Regions from separate parts of the Homo sapiens genome. Here region 2 is linked to region 1. The links are chromatin loops, found by intact Hi-C in ENCODE. Cell type or tissue: Calu3. All regions are shown on one strand. Links, peaks and the distances in the headings refer to the core of each region. The heading gives the core; the rest is flanking DNA.

Evidence for each region. Hi-C counts contacts between places; a loop is a spot of excess contacts. Peaks named below come from ENCODE experiments on the same cell type or tissue, not always from the same donor. Only the 100,000 strongest peaks of a DNase experiment are listed, where the experiment ranks them.
Region 2: a loop joins it to region 1, with 2.8 times the contacts of the local background. A loop is called at or near these places in 10 of 110 quality-filtered maps.

Annotation. Positions count from the first base shown.
Region 1 is chr10:66,924,607-66,927,430 of GRCh38, forward strand. All of the region lies in intron 7 of CTNNA3 (catenin alpha 3), which reads right to left. LRRTM3 (leucine rich repeat transmembrane neuronal 3) reads left to right here and starts at 1,430. Exons shown (of 3, transcript NM_178011.5): 1 at 1,430-1,981; 2 at 2,315-2,824. The coding sequence starts at 1,978. The region is part of intron 3 of LOC101928961 (a long non-coding RNA gene); the gene reads right to left. RefSeq lists an enhancer at 817-1,673 and a silencer at 1,293-1,402. In Calu3, for the core only: CTCF peaks have their summits at 1,367 and 1,570; a DNase peak (open chromatin) is centred at 1,415.
Region 2 is chr10:66,303,546-66,306,369 of GRCh38, forward strand. The region is part of intron 12 of CTNNA3 (catenin alpha 3); the gene reads right to left. Among named protein-coding and RNA genes, the nearest start is that of CTNNA3-AS1, 230 kb to the left of the region's middle. In Calu3, for the core only: no CTCF peak of the experiment used is centred there; no DNase peak of the experiment used is centred there.

The sequences.
Region 1 (2,824 bases), core at 114-2,613:
CAATATTTAAAAATGCTCACTAAAGTTGTTCTTTGTGAGTTAATGAAGGTCAGTATAGTCAATATTCAGTACGTAATCCTAGCAAGTACAAATAAAGTTAATATTATTCAAATATCTTACACAGGCTTATTGCATGCAACACACTGTTCTAAGTAACATACAGATATTAAAATGACTTAATTCTCAAAACATGAAGTGAGTTTTTGTTTTTATGCCCGTTTTGCAGATGAGAAAACTGAGGCATAGGGAAGGTAAGTAACGCGCTTAAGGTTACATAGCTGGTAAATTGTAGCCAGGAGTTGGAATCTAGGTGCCAAAATCTATGCTGTTAATCACTAAACTACGCTGCCTTAGTTTTTATACTTCTTTAGGAACCTCAGACCAAAAGAAATTTAGGCAATTCTAATAGAACAAGCAAGAATTTGCTAATCACAGCTTCCTTGCCCCAATCCTTTAATCGGCTTCATTTTCACTGACTTCTTTTTTAAATGAAGATAACAATGTTGTTGAACAGGATCATCTAGTGGTTAGTGGTTCGGCATAAGAATGACTCGCTTCTGAAGCTCAGCTCTAGCACTCGCTTGCTGTATGACCTTGAGAAAGTTACCTCCCCAAGTCTGTTTCCTCATCTTTAAAAGAGAGGTTATAATAGGACCCACATCATACTATTGTTTAAAGAGAAAACAACGTAGCCCATTTAAAGCACTTAGAAAGTGCTCCATAAATATTATTAGTGTAATAAATAGCAGCAACATCAATAAAGTATGAACCAAATGATCTCTTGATTCGTATCCTAACACTAAAAATGGTTTATTTCCCTTCTAATTAAAAGAGAATTACAACAACCAAAACAACAAACGAAACTATAGCCATAAAATCAATTATATCGTCTGTGAGAAAACCGGAAAGGCTATTGGACACATTAATTCACTTGTCATCAGTCATCCCCTCTATTCCAAAATGTTTGTGTTCTAACATCCTGAGACACCTTGCATAATATAATCACTGTGACTCCAAGAGGTCAAATGGGCAGGCAGTTAATGCTTCTCTGTGAAAAGCTCAATAATTCATTTTATAAATTTCAGTTTAAAGCCTGCGTTGAGGTTAAGAAAAATTGACGTTCGGTCTGTGAACTTAATGTCAAGCTCCAGAAAAACTCTGGGCAGCACATGTTTAGCAATTAAGTGGACACAGACAATAAAGACGTTGCCAAATTGTAAAACAAGACTTGGAAATCACAGAAAATGTTGCTAGTTATTGATCACGGTGACCATTCAGTTCCTACTGAGCCACCCAAAAGAATCATTCATTTTCCAGCAGAGAGCCTGCTCATTTGCAAGATAAAAGAGAGACATTTCTGCACATGCCCATAATGTTCTTCACCACTGGGGGCAGCTTTACATAAGACTGCATTCACTGAAACCAAAGCAACAGTCCGAGCAGCTTTCAGAATGACAGTCTGCAGAAGTGAGCTGAGCGTGTGCGCGGTACGGGGCTCTCCTGCCTTCTGGGCTCCAACGCAGCTCTGTGGCTGAACTGGGTGCTCATCACGGGAACTGCTGGGGTATGGAATACAGATGTGGCAGCTCAGGTAGCCCCAAATTGCCTGGAAGAATACATCATGTTTTTCGATAAGAAGAAATTGTAGGATCCAGTTTTTTTTTTAACCGCCCCCTCCCCACCCCCCAAAAAACTGTAAAGATGCAAAAACGTAATATCCATGAAGATCCTATTACCTAGGAAGATTTTGATGTTTTGCTGCGAATGCGGTGTTGGGATTTATTTGTTCTTGGAGTGTTCTGCGTGGCTGGCAAAGAATAATGTTCCAAAATCGGTCCATCTCCCAAGGGGTCCAATTTTTCTTCCTGGGTGTCAGCGAGCCCTGACTCACTACAGTGCAGCTGACAGGGGCTGTCATGCAACTGGCCCCTAAGCCAAAGCAAAAGACCTAAGGACGACCTTTGAACAATACAAAGGATGGGTATGTTTTGTCATTTTTCTTCTTTCCTTCTTAAAAACAAAAAACAAAAAACCTCTAGTGTGTGTAATAATTCTGCCTTAATTATTTTAGAGATTACCTTGCTCTGCTCTAAGACTATGAATTTATTTGCTTAGTGGCATGTTTCCTTGTTTAACTATTTAAAAAAACAAAACACTAAAGACAATTCTCTTTAATTACAAAGAGATAATATGTGATGTTAAGTGTTATTTAGATTTAAATTTTTAAAAATGAAAAATATATGCCTATTTTTGCTTGATTAAGGATTAATTCTTTTTTGGGGGGATAACTTTTCTAAGTTGTTTTTATTTCCAGGTTTCAATGTAATTAGGCTACTGAGCGGATCAGCTGTAGCACTGGTTATAGCCCCCACTGTCTTACTGACAATGCTTTCTTCTGCCGAACGAGGATGCCCTAAGGGCTGTAGGTGTGAAGGCAAAATGGTATATTGTGAATCTCAGAAATTACAGGAGATACCCTCAAGTATATCTGCTGGTTGCTTAGGTTTGTCCCTTCGCTATAACAGCCTTCAAAAACTTAAGTATAATCAATTTAAAGGGCTCAACCAGCTCACCTGGCTATACCTTGACCATAACCATATCAGCAATATTGACGAAAATGCTTTTAATGGAATACGCAGACTCAAAGAGCTGATTCTTAGTTCCAATAGAATCTCCTATTTTCTTAACAATACCTTCAGACCTGTGACAAATTTACGGAACTTGGATCTGTCCTATAATCAGCTGCATTCTCTGGGATCTGAACAGTTTCGGGGCTTGCGGAAGCTGCTGAGTTTACATTTACGGTCTAACTCCCTGAGAACCA
Region 2 (2,824 bases), core at 121-2,620, 620 kb before region 1:
TGGTTAGGCATATGAAGTGAATAAAAATAAAAGTCTTATCTCAATATACAAAAAAATACAAATGGTTAAGATCTTAAATGAGAAAGGCAAATTTATTTATTTATTTAGAGACGGAGTCTCACTCTGTCACCCAGGCTGTAGTGTAGTGGCGCGATCTCAGCTCACTGCAACCTCCTGTCCCCGGGTTCAAGCGATTTGCCACCACGCCTGGCTAATTTTTTGTATTTTTAGTAGAGACAGGGTTTCACCGTGTTAGCCAGGATGGTCTTGATCTCCTGACCTCGTGATCCGCCCACCTCGGCCTCCCAAAGTGCTGGGATATATAGATGTGAGCCACTGTGCCCGGTAAAACTTGAAAACTTTAAAGGGCAATTTTTAAGTCCTCAGTAGAGCAAAGGATATAAAACCACAAACCTTGAAATTTTCTTTAACAATAACATCATAAAGAGAATGAAAAGGAAATGTAAACTAAGAAAAGATGAAATATATACAACCCATAGTATCCAGAAAAATAAAAACAACCCCAAAGAAAAATGGATCAATGTTGTACCAGTATTTCAAAGAAGTGAAATAAAGAGATAGGACAAACATATTGGGGGGAAGAAGCTCAATCTCATAGGGAATCAAGGAATGCAAATTGAAAACATGATATCATTTAGATATATCTCATTTACACATTGGCCAACAATTCAAAAAATCTAAGTCTATAGAAGGTTGTTAAACATCTGAACTCCTCCTTCACTCCTCGCTGAAGTAGAAAATCAGAAAACCTTTTGGAAAACAATTTGGTATGACCTCGTAAATCTGAACAGCCACAGAACCTATGGCCCTGTCCTTCAGTCCCAAGCATGTATCCTAGAAAGCTTTTGCAACAGATGCACCAGAATTAAATTGTTCATAGTAGCTTTGTACATAACAGAAGAAAGAGAAAAAGAGGAAAGAGAAAAAGAGGATGAGAATGAACAAAGATTTGCACTAATAATCCATACGCTCATCAGTAGTACAATAAATATATTTCGATACATTTATATAATGGGGTAAAGCATCTGTATCTTGAAAACAAAATGTGGAGAAAGCAAGTTGAAGAGGATTAAAAAAATAAAATTTGATCCTACAATACAACAATATAATACTCAAGAGTATCCGCCCACACCACTCACATATAAACCATACACACACACCTAAGTATTATGTTGTATTGACTGTGTAACAAAAGTATAGGAACAGGTATAAAAATGAGCAATACAAATTTCAGAACAGTGATTAAGTAAGAGTGGGGAGACAGGACCATGAGGTAAGGTTAAGTACATAGATATTTACTTGATTTATTATTAGTAGTAATATTTTAAGTACATATATGTTATATTTACTCTTGTGTTTGATATATATTTCCTAGTTTTCAAAGGTTCAAAACAAAAAATTTCAGTCATATGAACTTTTGTGGTTCTGGCTCCTCTCCCTTCTGCCTCTCCCTGGTGGCACACGCAACTTCTCATGCCTGCCTTTCACATGCAGGCTCATCCTCAGCCCCTCTCTAACCCCCACTATATAAAAGCCCTGATTTCGGCTAGCCAAGTTAATTTCTCTTGCTTCCACCCAAGAATCTCTTCTGAAATGCAACATAAACATAATCTTTCCAACTTAGAATGACAAAAACTATCTCCCTAGGTATTTAAGTTATTAGTTGTATTACTTTTGTTTCATTAATTGTAGTTTTATTGATTTTAGATCATATGCACACACATATCATGTTTGAGCTTCTTTTGCTGATTTCTATAAAAGAATTTGTACAAAACAGTGTTGATAATAATGTATCCAACACATAGGGACACATGAAAAACTGAAAAGAATAAGGAAAAAAAGGTGAAGCAGTCAACCCTATTTTCTCAAGTGGACTCTGCATTTGGCTCATTATTCAATCTTTAATCCTGTGTTACCTTCCTTCCACCATCCTGATTCAAAATCCCCTTAAGCAAAATATAATTAGCACAAGGAGTCAACTGAAAGTAAACATATATGATTTTAAATTCTGATGGTACCTTATACTTTTCTAGGTGCTTTCATGGTGAAGTCTTCCTGTTCATGAAGTAGACAGTTTAGGTGTTGCCTGTTTTACAAATAAGGAAGTCAAGGTCCAGGCAGGTTAAAAGATTCATCTGAGGTTATAGAGCAATTATCAATGACAACTCTGATACTGATGCTACAGATTCAGAGAGGATTGTCTTATTCTTAAAAAGGGAAAATGTATATAAAGCCCTTGTTACAATGGTGGACACATAGTTAAGTACTTAATAAAGGCAAATTCTCTCTCTCTTATCCCTTGCACTTTGCCTCACTTATCAATTCCATGCAGCTGATTATTCTGGTCTATAAATCTAAAGTCTCAGCAAGAATGTTGAGTGAACAGTATCCAAAGTCACATAGCGGCTTTTCCTATCCTGACCCAACTAAATGTATTTTGCAAATATGTCACTTATTAATTATTACTACACAAAGATTATCACATAATCCCACATTCCAAGCAAATAATAAAAAACTGTCACATACCTAAAGGGTTAGAAAAAAATCCAGATTTTAAGCAATACATAGACGCAGTGTCCAGATACTTAACTAAATTTTTTGAAGGTTCCATGTGGAAGCACAGATAGTGGACAGACCACAAAACTGGCCATCAGCCACCTGGATTTTGTGTTCTGTAGTTTGACTTTCAGCAAATCACATAACTTCCCTGAGTCTCAGCCTCCTCATCTAAAGACAGACAGTTTAACTAGGTATTCAATAAGGTCCTTCCCTGTTCTGAGTCTTCTTTTATTTTTTTAACTGC